2 separate regions of the Homo sapiens genome follow, and region 2 is linked to region 1. The links are chromatin contacts, found by Hi-C or POLR2A ChIA-PET in ENCODE. All regions are on one chromosome and are shown on one strand. The core of a region is the stretch at or near the end of the contact, and the rest is flanking DNA. Distances in the headings are between cores, read along the strand shown. Region 1 has its middle 20 kb from the start of ETS2-AS1. Region 2 overlaps LINC02940 (long intergenic non-protein coding RNA 2940).

Region 1 (7,763 bases), core at 3,786-6,285:
GTGTGTTGATCGTACAGAGCCAATCTCCTCTTCACATAATGAATAAAGAGAAGTTTCCATTCATTTGGCCACAAAACAGGTCATTTTCTTCAAAATGTACACACTAAAACAATAAATTAAACACTTATGCTTCCAAGGGAGAATAGAAAGATAAGAGCAGGAGACATATGTGTGTCTTGATGGTGGGTGCCGGTGTATCCTGGGAGCTTAACCCTCACTGCAGATTTAATATTCACAAAAGCCCATTGAGGTGGGTACTATCATCTCTGTCTAACGGTGAGAAGATCAAGAAACTAAGGCTTGGGGAGAATAAGTCATGAACACCAACTTCCCATGTTAGGAACGGTGGGTTCAGGGTAGAAATCTCAAAGTTCAGCTTTTCCCACCACACTTGAAAGGAATTAGTAGAAATTAATGGCTTTACAGACCTCACAGCCACCAGTTTTTTGCTGTGGGACCTCCCCTGTGTCTGTCCTCTCCACATGTCTTGTGTCAGGCCCTGGAGAAGCACAGGGTGCCGCTACCTCTTCACCTGCTGAGCAAACCCTGTCATTGAAGCAACCAGGTGCTCACACGTGTTGTGAACACAAGACTCCAATAAGGGGACACCTGTGTGTATCCAATTTTCTACCAGCAGCAGCTTATCCACTGGGCATGAAAGGGAGGAAAACTACTCAGCCAGTCATTAGGTAAATACTCACTGCTTATCTCAATGCAAAAAAACAAGCACCCTTCTGCAGGAGTAAAAGGAAGTGTGGAAAGGTGAAGAGAGCAAGGGGCAGGAAGCAGACAGTTCAGAATCAGGAGCCTTCTCTGCTTGTGTGGACAAGCTACTCACACTCTCTTAGCCTCGACTTTCCTATCTGTGAGTGGGACTGGCAATCAAACCACACTACTATAAAAAGGATACGTTTGCCCAAAATAGCCAACAGGTGGAAGCAAACAGGCGAATAGATAAACAAAATGTGGTCTCTACATACAATGCAATATTATTCAGCCTTAAAAAGGAAAGCGCTTCTGACACAGGCTACACCATGGATAGTCCTTGACGGCATATTGCCGAGTGAAATGAGCTAGTCACAAAAAGACAAATACTGTATGATTTCAACTTACATGAGGCACCTGGAGGAATGAAGTCCATAGAGACAGAAAGTAGAATGGTGTTTGCCAGGGGCTGTAGGGAATGGGGAGTTAGGGTTTCACGCATAGCAAATTTCACTTTTGCAAGACAGAAACAGGCCTGGAGATGGATAGTGGGGATCGTTGCACAGCAGTGTGAATGTACCTAGTATCATAGAACTCTCCGTAAAAATGGTTAAGTTGGAACATTTTACATTATGTGTACTTTACCACAATGGAAATTAATAATGCTAAAAAAATAACATGTTTGCCATGATTCTGTCACTGTTGCTGAGGAGAAAAGAAACGCCTTGTACTGTGGACCCAATCAACTCAAATTAGAATCTCTTGGGATGGTGCCCAAGCACAGGCATGTTCTAGAGGCTCTATCACACCCACGCCAGAGCTGAGCATCACCCAACGAGCCGAGTGCTCAGGTCACGTTAGTGACTCATGTCCCTCAGCCTGACACTTACTCATGTTGCTGCAAAACAGCAGGATACATTGGGAGCACCCAGGCATCTGTGTGCATTGAATTAACTTTTATTTAGCTCAACTCAAGAAACATTTCTTGCCTACCAACAGGGCTGGCATCACAGGCACCTGCAGGTAGTGCCACAGCGGGCGCCCTCAGAAGGCCCTGCTCGTGGTTTAATGCTCAGTGGCTGCCATTTTGAAATTCTTAACGATTTTTGAACAAGGAGTCCTGCATTTTCCTTTTGTACTGTGGGCCCTGCAAATTGTGTATTTGATTCTGCCTACAAAACCAGATCCTGTTCTAGGCCTGGAGAAGCCAGAGATAAAAGGCAAAGTGGCTATGGAGAGGCCATAGGCTGCAGAATGCCCAGGGCAAGCTGAGGCCAACCCCATCAGGACCTCCTGGTCCACCACTCACCCCACCCCCTTCGCCTGGAGAGCCAGACATGGATTTGCCTGCAGAGGAGGGAGGAGGAGAACCCCTGACTGTGGGTGGATATAAACAAGCTCATGACGAGTGATAAGTAACATATGCAACAGGAACAATGATGCAAAACATCGGTGCACGTTGGGCTTTAGGACAGGGCAAAACTATACACAAAGCAGGCATCTAAGAAGCTAAGTTCTGAGTTCTCAGCTCACCCCATGCTCACTCTTCTTGCCAGCATTCATGGAACATCCACCATCGTGCACCGGAGTCCCCACAGCTTCCAGTCTCAATAAGCCATGGCCGCAAATAAGCACCACCAACCACTTACTGAAAGCTTCCTTCGTGCCAGGCACTGTGCTGAGTGCTTTATATAAGCAGCCGCAAGTGCTTCCCATCATGGCTTCCTAGCTGGCTATTAATTGAACTGTTTTACAGATGAGGACCAGGAATGATCAGAGAAACCAAGGAACTTTCCCAAGATTACGTAGCCAGTTAGCAGGTGATCAGATGTGAACTTGGGTCTTTTGCTTTGAAATCTGTAACTTTGCCCTTCAATGTAAAATACCCTTAGGTTGAACCACATGCAGTTGGTGTTTGGCCGAATATTGTCAATTTCATCAGGCAGCGTGTGATGCAGCTGAAACTGAGACCATCCATAAGCCCTGTGGGAGGCCAGTGAACCCACAGATAAATCCAGATCACTCCCTGTTCTGTAAATCAGCGTGCCGGGCAAACAGCTCTCTTAAGCAGGGAAATGAAGGGAATAAAGAACAAACAAGTGGGAAGCTCTGTAAGAACAATATCCTGTGAGCAAGCTGAATGAAAGCACCTGCCTTCCTCCCTCAGCCCAAGCCAGCTTGCTTAATAAATTAGATTGCTTGTTTGTTAGAAGCACCTTTTTAAAAGGTGAGTGTAGACAGCTGCTCTCCAGATAATGACACTAAGCAGAGCTGTTGCTACCAAGCCACGCTAGAGATAAGGCTGCTTTCCCAGAAATACATTTCGGGGCAGGGCAAATTGAAAGTGTGTACTTCTCAGGTAATAGGTAATAAACATTCCGTTTTGGAGCTTTCTATATTGAGCTTCTGCACCTGGTCGCTGGAAGGCTATGGTGTCAGCACCAAGCCTGCAGATTGCTTTGTATATCAGCCACCCCTGTTTTTCCCCAGTAAAATACCACTCCCGGCTTGGCCGCCAGCTCCTTCCTCTTTCTTGGTGGAAATCTACTGCTTTCTTAAACTGGTGCATGGAAAATTACATGGTCAGCGCCACACTCGGGGCTAGAAAAGCACACATCCCACAGTGATTTCAAATGATCCAGCCTTTCATCATTAAAAAATAAATTCTGTGGGCGAGGAGAAAAGAATCGTGAGGCCCCTAAGCAGGTGACTCATTTCAGACAGAAATGCCAAAGCCATTTCTGAACAGATGGGTTGACAGGACACTTAGCAAATGCTGCTTTTAATTCTTTCTTGCACTCATTCATTCATTCAACAAATATTCCCCCAGGCTTATGGAGCATGGGGCACCACTGTAGGCACTGGGGAAGTAGCTGCCAAATACAAAATAAAACCCAAAAAATCCCTTCTTCCCTGGAGCTTCCACTCTACAGGTGGAGACAGAGAGGAAACAGATAAGGAAACTCTAAGAGTTATGGGGTAAAGACAGCTGGGGGGGCGGTGCGGGTGGAGGGGTTGCCTTGGTGGAAAGGTGATCTTAGAGCAAACAGGGAGAGAAGGTGCAGAGGGAGCTCTGTGGTTACCTGGGGGGAAAATGGTCCTTCTACGCAGAGGGAGTGGGAAGGGCCTAGGGGGAAGTAGGGCCAGCTTGATCCTGGGAGCCGTGTGGCTGTGGGCATGGAGTAAATGGGGACGAGCAGGTGAGAGGTGAGGCAGGTACACTGAGGCCAGGTGGCCACCAGGAGCACCTTGACTTTGCCTCTGAGTGGGATGGCACTCACTGCTCTGTGCAAAGGAAAGTCATGACTGGACTTGCTTTTTGCCAGACACACTTTGAGGCCAAGAGGGAGCAGGGAGAGGAATGTTGACATCATTGAGGTGTAGGATGATGGAGTAAGAGATGGACATGGTGGAGTGGGAGCAGAGGCCAGGGTCTAGCTAGGTGTCAATGGGGATGTTACTGACAGAAAGACTCTACGATTCCTCCAGGTGGGGCATACCCTCAACATCAGCCCATGGATGGATGTTCCCAGACCCCAGGAGTCTCACCATAAATTCTCCCTGGGACAGACTGTGGGTGGCAGTGGTCGCCATCTGTCCTTGGCTGACAGGTGCCCAGAGCTGTGGCAGTGTCATTCCCAGCAGCCCCAGGATTAGGCTGTTATCTCTGTTTACCAACAGGAAGAGACACTCGGTGGAGGATTCAAGCTGATACAGGAGCCGTGGATTGCCACCTGCCTCTTCTCCTATGCCTGTCATGAGTACACACACCAGTCCTGTCTGCTGGCCAAGCCCCCTTGCTCCCAGGTGGGAGAACAATGTGTAGAAGCACAAATTATAAACTGATTCTTGTGTTCTCTAAAGACAGTCTGTTTTTCAGATCATGATTAGGAATGAGTAAACGGTAAGTCTCAAAGTTTTCAGGGGCTTATTATACAGGGCCTATCAGAGTAAAAATAGAAATTACAACAGCCCAACATGGAAGAAAGTTTTCCTTCCTCACTCCCAAACTTCAAACAGAGTCCGAGGGTTAGGATGTGGGCGTAGCTTTTTGGGGGGCCACAATTCAACCCATTCCAGCTAACTTGATTGAGTATTGATGCCTTTTAAACAAGCAATGGAGTGATCATCGGAGATGAAGAAGCAATTTAAGCTCAACCCTCAAATGCAAACCCTTCCAAAGCAAACATCCTAGGAGGTGCTACTTGAGTTAACCTCGGAGATGATTAACCTGGGTTTTGCACCACTGCCCTGAGCCATTTTCCACAGAACAGAACAGAACAGAATTCTTTATTATGTTTCTCAAGATGCTACTTTTCTACACTGCAGTTATTTCAGGCATGACTCATGTTAAAATGAGTGTGATAAGATTTCTTGGTAAAACCCCTGGGAGGCTTTGAGTAGAGAGTTTTTAACAGTAGCTACCCCAAGCAAGGCAGCTGGAGTGGGTTGAATGGTTCCTCCCCAAAAGATCATCCCTGTCCTAACCCTTGGACTCTGACTGTGACCTTATTTGGAAAAAGAGAGTTTACAGATGTAACTAAGTTTGAGATCTCAAAATGAGGTCACCCTGGATTACACAATGGGCCCTAAAGTCAATTACAGGCATCCTTATAAGAGACAGCAGAGAAGACACAGACACAGAGGGGAAGGCCATGTGAAGGCAGAGAATGGAGTGACGCAGCCACAAACCAAGCAATGCCTGGAGCCACCAGAAGCTGGAAGAGGCAAGGAAGGGACTCTTCTTCAGAGGGAGCAGGGCCCTGCCCACACCTTAGCTTCAGACTTCTAGCCTCCAGAACTGGGAGAGAAGAAATGTCTGTTGTTTGAAGCCACCCAGCTGTGGCACTTTATTACGGCAGCACGGGAAATGCATACAGCCTCCAAAAGAGAACGAAGCCCTTCTGAGAGCTTGATTCCAGACATGCAAGACCCTGAGCCCACCGCGCCTGGGTTTCTGCCTACAGAACTGTGAGATAATCCATGGTTGTTTTACGCCACTCCAATTGCAATAAGACAGTGAGGATGTCATGTGAGTGACCAGCAAGGCATGTGGCCCAACCAGACAGCCAGGGAAGGCCTTTAACGAGTAACTTGAGGCTGAGAGTGAGGTGGTGAGTTGTGGAGAAAGTCCCAGCTCAGGGTTCACTGTGGACCAACAGCTCTTTACTGTGGGGTACTACCTTCCTGGAGAATTTCCTGGAGAGTATAAGGCCTGACGTGGGCCTTCAAATATCTCAACAAGAACAATAAATCCCTCCAGAAAACCATATTACTCCACTTTCTTTCCAAAGGAAATTCAAGTCTGTTGAAATGCTTGCTCTAAAACAGTTTCCAGTGATATTAAACAAATTCGTGGCTCTCAGAATACCTTGGGTGATGATCAATAAGAGTTGTATGTGCTTTACATGCTGATAATCACACCTAACCCACAGCATTTGTCTGATGCCTAAGTGGGCTCAGATTTGCCCAAGGCTCTGGTCCAAGGACCTCTGAGGGACACAGCCTCGTCACTCAGACAGGAGAGCCCAACTCAGTGACAAACAAAGGCCAAGGGATTCTGCACATGAAGACAAAACAGAGTCTTCCTTCTCAACTAGAGAATGGCTTATCTAAGAAAAAAATCAACTGGAGAGAAAAAAAAAGTGAGGATGTCAGCATTTAACAGGAATCTTGAAACTTTGACAGGAAGGGTGACCCTTTTCGGTCAATCTGAAATGTATGCAGACAGGTCACAGATATATTCCAAATACATTTTTTTAATTGCTAAATATGTTTAAAGAAGATTTTTAAAATAAAACTCAATGGACCAGTTTATACACTGCAAATTCATTACATTTTTCCAACCACGCAGAGCTAGGCTTAAACTCAACTATACTGAAGGTTAAACTCAACTATTACCAGTGTTATTCTATCCCAAAGAATGAGCCAGGTCTAAGCTGATGTTTCCTCCTGTTGTGACAATAAGAACTTTCCCCATTGTCTTCCACCTTTCCCCTTCTCGCTCCATTTCCACCTCTCCATCGCGCAGGGAAGGCAGATTAGAGTTCACTAGAAACACAATACCTGAAACATAAAGGCCTCACACCTACCCGCCTAGGAGTACAGCTCAGATGATCTTTCTAATAAGGAGTGGCAATGGAGCTTGCAGGCCGAAGAAACTATAACTTGGGTGTGATTGACAAGAGCTTAGGCTAACACATGCCTGCTTCTATAATTATATTGTTTGTCTAGAGAGAAAAAACAAAAAAACAATAAATCATCCAGCGGTGCATGACTGGCTTAGTTCTCTGTCTCTCTCTCACTGGGAAACTCACGATGAAGTTCTTCCAGGAAGAGGTTGCAACCCCACCTGCCCACCATTCTCCATGACACCTGTCACTGACCAAGATGCAAGAAACACATGGGCCCCTGCAAAATCTCTCGATTCATTTTACTGTTTCTTGGTGAACTGACTTGTATTATCTCCCTTTTCGCTACCCTTATTAGTTTCCTACAAACCACTACAAGTTAGCAGCTTAAAACCACACATGGCGGGGCGTGGTGGCTCACGCCTGTGATCCCAGCACTTTGGGAGGCCAAGGTAGGCGGATCACGAGGTCAGGAGTTGGAGGCCAGCCTGGCCAACATGGTGAAACCCCGTCTCTATTAAAAATACAAAAATTAGCCGGGCGTGGTGGCACGCTCCTGTGGTCCCAGTTACTCAGGAGGCTGAGGCAGAAGAATCGCTTGAACCCAGGAGGCGGAGGTTGCAGTGAGCCAAGATTGCACCACTGCACTCCAGCCTGGGTGACAGAGCAAGACTCCATCTCAAAAAAAAAAAAACAAAAAAAACATGTACTATCCTACAGCTCTGGAGGCTGAAAGCTCAAAAATCAGCCTCACTGGGCTAAAATTATGGTGTTGGCAGCGCTGGTTCCTTCCGGAGGCTTTAACGGTGAATTGTTCCTTTGCCTTTCCAGCTTCCAGAGGCTGCCCACGTTCCTTGGCTCATGGCCCCTTCGTCCATCTTTAAAGGCAGCAGCAAAACCCAAGTTTTCTCCACCTTCTCTCCCTCC
Region 2 (6,714 bases), core at 3,902-6,401, 42 kb after region 1:
AAAGTTAGTTTCTCCTGAGGCCCCTCTCCTTGGCTTGCAGGTGGCCTCTTTTCCTCGCCAGGTCTTCAAACGGTCTTCCCTCTGTGTGTGTCCTAATCTCTTCTTATAAGGACACCAGCCGGATTGGATTAGGGCCCACCCCATGACCTTCTTTTATCTTAATTACCTCTGGAAAGACCCTATCTCCAAATTCAGTCACATTCAGAGGTGCTGAGGTTTGAGGCTTCAGCCTATGGATTTTGGGGGACACGATTCAGCCCATAACAGATGTGGTGCAAGCTGGACACCCTCTGTGTGGACCCGCAGACCCACCCTTCCTGCTTTTCTTCTCTGCCCTTTGCCCCAGGACACCGACCTACAAAATGCATTTATGACTCCCTGCCTCCCAGCCCCATGAAGCGGGAGCACATGAAGACATGCCAAGGAGGGAGGAGGGTGTTTATCCCCGGCCCCTCCCTGCTTGCTTGCTTCAGGCAGGCAGCATCTCTCTACCCTGAGGCAACAGCACCTGTTAGGAGATGCACCTGCTCCATCCAGCTCTCTCCCCAGGTTCTGCTGATGATAATGGCTGCCTCCCCTTGGCCCTTCAGACAGAGCACTGGTAAGTTCTCCCCACTGTCTCTAGACCTGGGGTGTTGCAACAACCTAAACCCTGCCCCCAGCTTTGTAATAGTACCTTTCCTAAATTCTACTCTTAAATTGCCACATCTTAGTGGGCCATCCGACCAATACAGGGGGATCAGGCAGGAAGAATCAGAGAAAGAAAAAGGAAATCAAGAAAAAATGGTGTCCCAGAAGCCAAGATCATTTCAAGAAGTGGGGCATGATCTTGTGATAAGAGTTGCAGAGGTTAAGAACTTGAAGAGAGGCCATGCATGTAGGAAGATGTGGGGGGCCCAAGCAACCCCAGTGGTTGGGGCAGTGGAAGGCAGGATGCTCATCAAAGCAAAATAAACTTAGTTAAGGAGAAGTAGGGGCAGATTTCATAGTCAGAAAACACACAACAACCTTATCCATGCCACAGTCCACATTCAACAAGCACTTGTTGCCTTGAAGCCCTCATGACTCCCCAGTCCTGCGTGCAGGACACCCATGAATGTGTGTGCATGTGTGTTGTGTGTGTGTGCATGCGTATATGGACACATACACAGACAAGTGAATGACCTGTGATATGGGGTTTTATTCAATTACTGTATATAGTATACAGATATCTAACTCCCAGAATGCAAGGCTGAGCAATAAATATTAAATAACAATAAATATTAATCTAGCTTTGACAATAAAGCCTTATTTATGAAAGCCAAACCTCTCCAAAGATATGTTTTATATTACTCCTTAATTTATGACACAATCTTTATATTTTTGTTATTTTGGCACTAAAGCCCTTTCTTTTTTAATATACTTTATTTTTAAAGCAGTTTTAGGTTCGCAGCAAAACCGAGCAAAAAGCACAGAAAGTTTCCATGTACTCCCTGTCCCCGCCACCCCACATAAGCCTCCCTCACGATCAGTATGCCACACCATAATGTCCAGTTTTAAAATATGCTGCAACCCATTTAAACAACCATAGAACGTTCCCAAAATCTTCCTGACAACAAACAGCATGAATACGTGCCTACTGGCCGGGAGTGAGAACCAAGAGGTTGAAGACTTTCTTCCATATTGTTCTCAAAGCCAAGACTTAGGCCTACAGCAAACATCCAGCCACCTCCCTCTGCCTTGGCCGTTCTGTCTTGATAACCACAGCTGTATACTTCAGCAGTTTCAACCACTTACTTCCCAAGCCTACAAAATCTCCCTTTTGCTCCAGTTGCAAGGGGGGAGGCATTGGCTAAAGCAAATCATAGTCTCTGTGGGTACACCTGGGAGGCAATGAAACGCAATAGCTGAATGCCCCCATCCCCACAGAGACAGAACTATAGTAGCCTGCCATTCACTCACACTGCAGAAACATCTTTGTCTAAGCATAACTTCGTCCAGCCAGTTACAGGAACAAGTGGCTTCATCTCAAAGTAAAAGTTAAAAAGAAAAAAAAATTAAAGGAAACTGGGATCTTTTGGCTCAACTAGCCAGTCTTGCATCTGGAACTAAAATCAGAGGCCAGCCTCAAAAATGGACAAAGGACTTGAACAGATGTCTCTCCAAAGAAGGCATACAGATGGCCCGTAAGGACCTGAAAAGACCTGCAACATCACTAACCATTAGGGAAATGCAAAGCAAAACCACGATTTACTACCGCTTTTCAACCATCAGGATACCTAGTGGGTTTCTTTTTTTCCATTCCTTTCTTTAAAAAAAAAAAAAAACTTTTATTTTAGGTTCGGGGGTACCTGTGGAGGTTTGTTACATAAATAAACTGGTGTGTCATGGGGGTCTGTTGTACAGATTATTTCATCACCCAGATATGAAGCCCAGTACCCAATAGTTATCTCTTCTGCTTCTCCTTCCTCCCACCCTCCACCCTCAAGTAGACCCCAGCGCCTGTCATTTCCTTCTGTGTTCATGAGTTCGTATCATTTACTTCCCACTTATAAGTGAGAACATGTGGTATTTGGTTTTCTGTTCCTGTGTTAGTTTGCTAAGAATAATAGCCTCTAGCTCCATCCATGTTCCCACAAAAGACATGATCTTATTCTTTTATATAGCTGCGTAGTATTGCATGGTGTATATGTACCACATTTTCTTTATCCAATCTGTCATTAATGGGCATTTAGGTTGATTCCATGTGTTTGCTATGTGTGCATGTGAACAGTATTCCATGTGAACAGTGCTGCAGTGAACATTCGTGTGCACGTGTCTTTAAGGTAGAATGATTTATATTCCTCTGGGTATATACCCAGTAATGGGATTGCTGGGTCGAATGGTAGTTCTGTTTTTAGCTCTTTGAGGAATCGCCGTATTGCTTTTTACAATGGTTGAACTAATTTGCACTCTCACCAACAGAGCATAGGAGTTCCCTTTTCTCTGCAACCGTGCCAGCATCTGTTATTAATTTTTTTTACTTTTTAATCATAGCCATTCTGACTGGTGTGAAATGGGATCTCACTGTGGTTTTGATTTGCATTTCTCTAGTGATCAGTGATGTTGTGCTTTTTTTCATATGCTTGTTGGCCGCATGTATGTCTTCTTTTGAGAAGTGTCTGTTCATGTCCTTTGCCCAATTTTTAAGGGGGTTGTTTTTCTTCTGTAAATCTGTTTAAATTCCTTATAGGTGCTGGATATTAGACCTTTGTCAGATGCATAGTTTGCAAATATTTTCTCTCATTCTGTAGGTTGTCTGTTTACTCTGTTGATAGTTTCTTTTGCTGTGCAGAGGCTCTTAGGTTTAATTAGATCCCATCTGTCAACTTTTGCTTTTGTTGCGATTGCTTTTGGTGTCTTTGTCATAAAATCTTTGCCCATTCCTATGTACAGGATAGGATACCAAATATTTTTTAAAAAGAAAGAAAGAAAAGAAGAAGCGTTGTCAAGGATTTGGAAACATCCGAACACTTGTGCATTGCTAGTAGGAATATAAAGTGGTACAGTGTCTGTGGCATGGTAATTCCTTGAAAAATTAAACATGGAATTACTACATCATACAGCGATTCCACTTCTGGATATCTACATTAGAAAATTGAAAGCAAAGACTTGAACAGATATTTGCACAACAGTGTTCATTATTCACAATAGCCAAAAAGTAGAAACAACCCAAATGTCCATCGATAGATGAATAAAATGTGGTACATACATGTAATGAAATATTATTCAGCCTTAAAAAGAAATGAACTTCTGACTCATGCTGCAACATAGATGAACCTTGAGGATATTATGCTAAATGAAATAAGCCAGACACAAAAGGACAAATACTGTATAATTCCATTTACATGAGTTACTGAGAATAATCAAATCATAGAGACGGAAAATGGAATCGTGGTTACCAGGAGATGAGAGGAGAAGGGAGGGAGGGGGTTGGTGTGTCATGGGTACAGAGTTTCAGTTCTGCAAGATAAAAAAAAGTTCTGGAGATGGATAATGGTGGTAGTTAGGCAATAGTATGAATGTCTTTAGTGCCACTGAATTGTACACTTAAAAAGGGCTAAAATGGTAAATTTTATGTTAGGTATTTTACCATGATTTTTTTTAAGTTCACTTAAAAAACATCAGGAGCCTGCACCCCTTTTTGCACCAAGTCTTCCCATCAGAGCAGGGACAGGCCAGGGAGGCTGCCTGTGTCACAGCCACAGGAGACAGTGGTTTCAGATGGGGATGGGTCCTGGAGACATGGACAACCTCATTCTCTCCTGTCCAATCTCTCACCAGGGATGACACGCAGCTAAGTGGTGGAGCCAGCAGCCAACCCAGAGACCCTTGTCCTTATCCATCTTCTGCTGTCTGTGCCCACAACCCAGTCTCCACCACTGTGCTGAGGTCCGTCTACTCAGGCCCAGGCAGATCATGCACCATACATTCCTCTCTGTTCCTAGGTTCAATCTTTGCCTCAAATGCCCTTTGTTCTCTCGAGCTGGAAAAAGAACATCTGAGGAAGATATTGATGGCTGACAGCAGGAAAATCAGAAGTATCTTTGCAAATTAGAAAATAAAGTGAAAGACCTCATAGATAACACTTTCTACAGAAACTCAGCTTTGTTTCCCTATTCTCGTCCCATCATTGTTACATTCCTGGCCCAGCTCACCCTCGGCACCGGGTGGCACAGCCCAGGAGTGAAACTGTTCCTCACCTCGACAAGCCGGGGGGACATACAATCCACAGAGCCCCCAGTTTATTTGGCCTCCCCGTAGGTTTCTGCTGCAGCCTGAGTGAGGTTTACATTTATAAGGAGACCCTCATTCTCAATCTTATAAGGTCCTCTTGGAATATTCCAGACAGGAATGGAGCTGACAAGATGCTTGGAAGGGTGCAGGGCTGCACGAAGCCACCTGTCCATTTCCCCACCCTGAGACAGGGTCGCAGTGGATGAGCACCCGCTTTAGGGACATTGGAGGTGGGAAGCCCATTGTCACTCCTGTGTTGACATCACACGCTAGAAGGGAGTCTGTTTCCTCTCCCTGAATCCCTGACACTGCAAGGAAGTTATTTCCTCGAACTCTTGGGAAGTAGGGGAACTCCTGGCCACCAGCCTTTGTTTAACAGCCCTTCCTGTTGTCAAAGAGTGATGCCCCCACCGCCCCCTGGCTCTGCTGCAAAGCAGGTGATTTAACTTTGAGTCATCTGGGTGACTTCTCAGAAGCCACAGAGGCTCACCATGGCCTGTCACAATGGGAAGACAGCTGAGTGTGAGACACATGGAGACCCAGCCTTGACCACCACTGGGGAGGACAAGCTCAGGAGAAGGAAGAGGAGTGACTGGGAGGGAGGAAAACACAATAGGACAGTGGCTCCACAACTTGAGCGCCACAAAATCCCCTGGGGCCTGTGAGAACACAGATGTTGGGGCACCTCCCCAGCATTTCTGATTCAGGAGGGCTGGGCAGGGCCTGAGAATCTGCATTTCCAATGAGTCCAGGGTGGCGCTGAGCCTACTGATGTGGGATTGGATAAGGATGCCCCGTGCTGGACATTTCTGGAAGGGACCCACCCACCCTCTACTGCCTCAGGACCAGCCTTGGTGCCCACCCTCCTCCATCCCCACCTTTGTGCCCACAGCAGGGCTGAGTCCTCCCCACACCCACCAACCACCCCATCTCTGCTGCTGCTGTGCTCTGCTCCTCGGACAGTCCTGGGTATTTCCGTGTCCTGCTCTGCTCTGCATCTCTGAACGCTGCCCCAGGCCTACACCCTTTGCAGGGGCCCTGACCTCCGTGATTTGCCAGTTACCTGCTCCTTATAAAGCCCCCACCTGCAACCTGACTGACAGACTCAGGGATCCTCGTACCTGCCTGTGATGTCTTTTCCTACCTAGCCTGACCTCCCATCTGCAAAACCCTCCCATCCTTGGATGCCCAGCTTCACATCCTCCAAGGACCCTCCTCTCCAAGACTTTCCAACTCCCAAGCGCCCACAGAGCAGTCACTGTTTCTCAACTATGACTTCTTATGAGTAACACTGAAAACACAGATTCCTGTCTGTACCAAAAACCTTTAAAAATTAAGAATTAGCTGGGTGTGGTGGCGTGTGCTTATAGTCCTGGCTACTCCGGATGCTGCAGCAGGGGGATCGCTTGAGCCCAGGAGTTCAGGGTTGCAGAGATGTTGCCACTGCAGATTGAAACCCTGTCACTAAAAAAAAAAAAAAAAATACATAAAATAAAATAAAAATAGGTAGATAGATGATTGATAGATATGAAGGTATGATATAGAGATATATGCCATACTTCATTGTTATTGAGTGCGTGCTTTTGCAAACTCATCCCCTATGCACACTGCCCCACCTCTCCAACCCAGATCTGGAATACATCCCCAGGCAGGAGCTCCAATAAGTCACTCATCTATGTTGTATTATAGTAATTGTTTATACATATACAAACATAAATTTACACTTATTGTTACTATTTGTGTGTACATATGTTTATGGTAGGCAGAATAATATCCTCCCCGCCTCCAGCAAAATATGACAAAATAGGGCCATCTCCTAATCCCTGGAACCCATGAATATGTTACTTTCCATGGCAAAAGGGACTTTGCAGATGTGATCAAGGTTGAGATGGGAAAATTCTTCTGGACTATCCAGGTGAGCCCAATCTAATCACACGAGCCTTTAAAGTGGGGATCCTT

What was found. Hi-C counts contacts between places; a loop is a spot of excess contacts on that map. ChIA-PET counts read pairs that join two places held with the same protein, here RNA polymerase II (POLR2A). Pooled maps may share reads with other maps.
Region 2: a loop to region 1 is called in a pooled map, with 3 times the contacts of the local background. The contact joins two enhancer-like sites. A Hi-C loop is called at or near these places in 4 of 168 maps with a recorded cell type or tissue (Calu3, PC-3, mammary epithelial cell and 1 more) and 3 of 50 pooled maps. POLR2A ChIA-PET finds 5 or more read pairs at or near these places in 5 of 52 experiments (H1, HEK293T, HepG2 and 2 more).

The regions. Positions count from the first base shown.
Region 1 is chr21:38,954,101-38,961,863 of GRCh38, forward strand. No RefSeq gene overlaps it. Among named protein-coding and RNA genes, the nearest start is that of ETS2-AS1, 20 kb to the left of the region's middle. Within about 2 kb of position 5,036, at least 12 of the 41 ENCODE cell types and tissues checked have a DNase peak (open chromatin) inside an H3K27ac peak, as active enhancers do.
Region 2 is chr21:38,995,505-39,002,218 of GRCh38, forward strand. It overlaps LINC02940 (long intergenic non-protein coding RNA 2940), which reads right to left. Exons shown (of 7, transcript XR_007067867.1): 4 at 1-6,219. Among named protein-coding and RNA genes, the nearest start is that of LINC02940, 20 kb to the right of the region's middle. Within about 2 kb of position 5,152, at least 5 of the 41 ENCODE cell types and tissues checked have a DNase peak (open chromatin) inside an H3K27ac peak, as active enhancers do.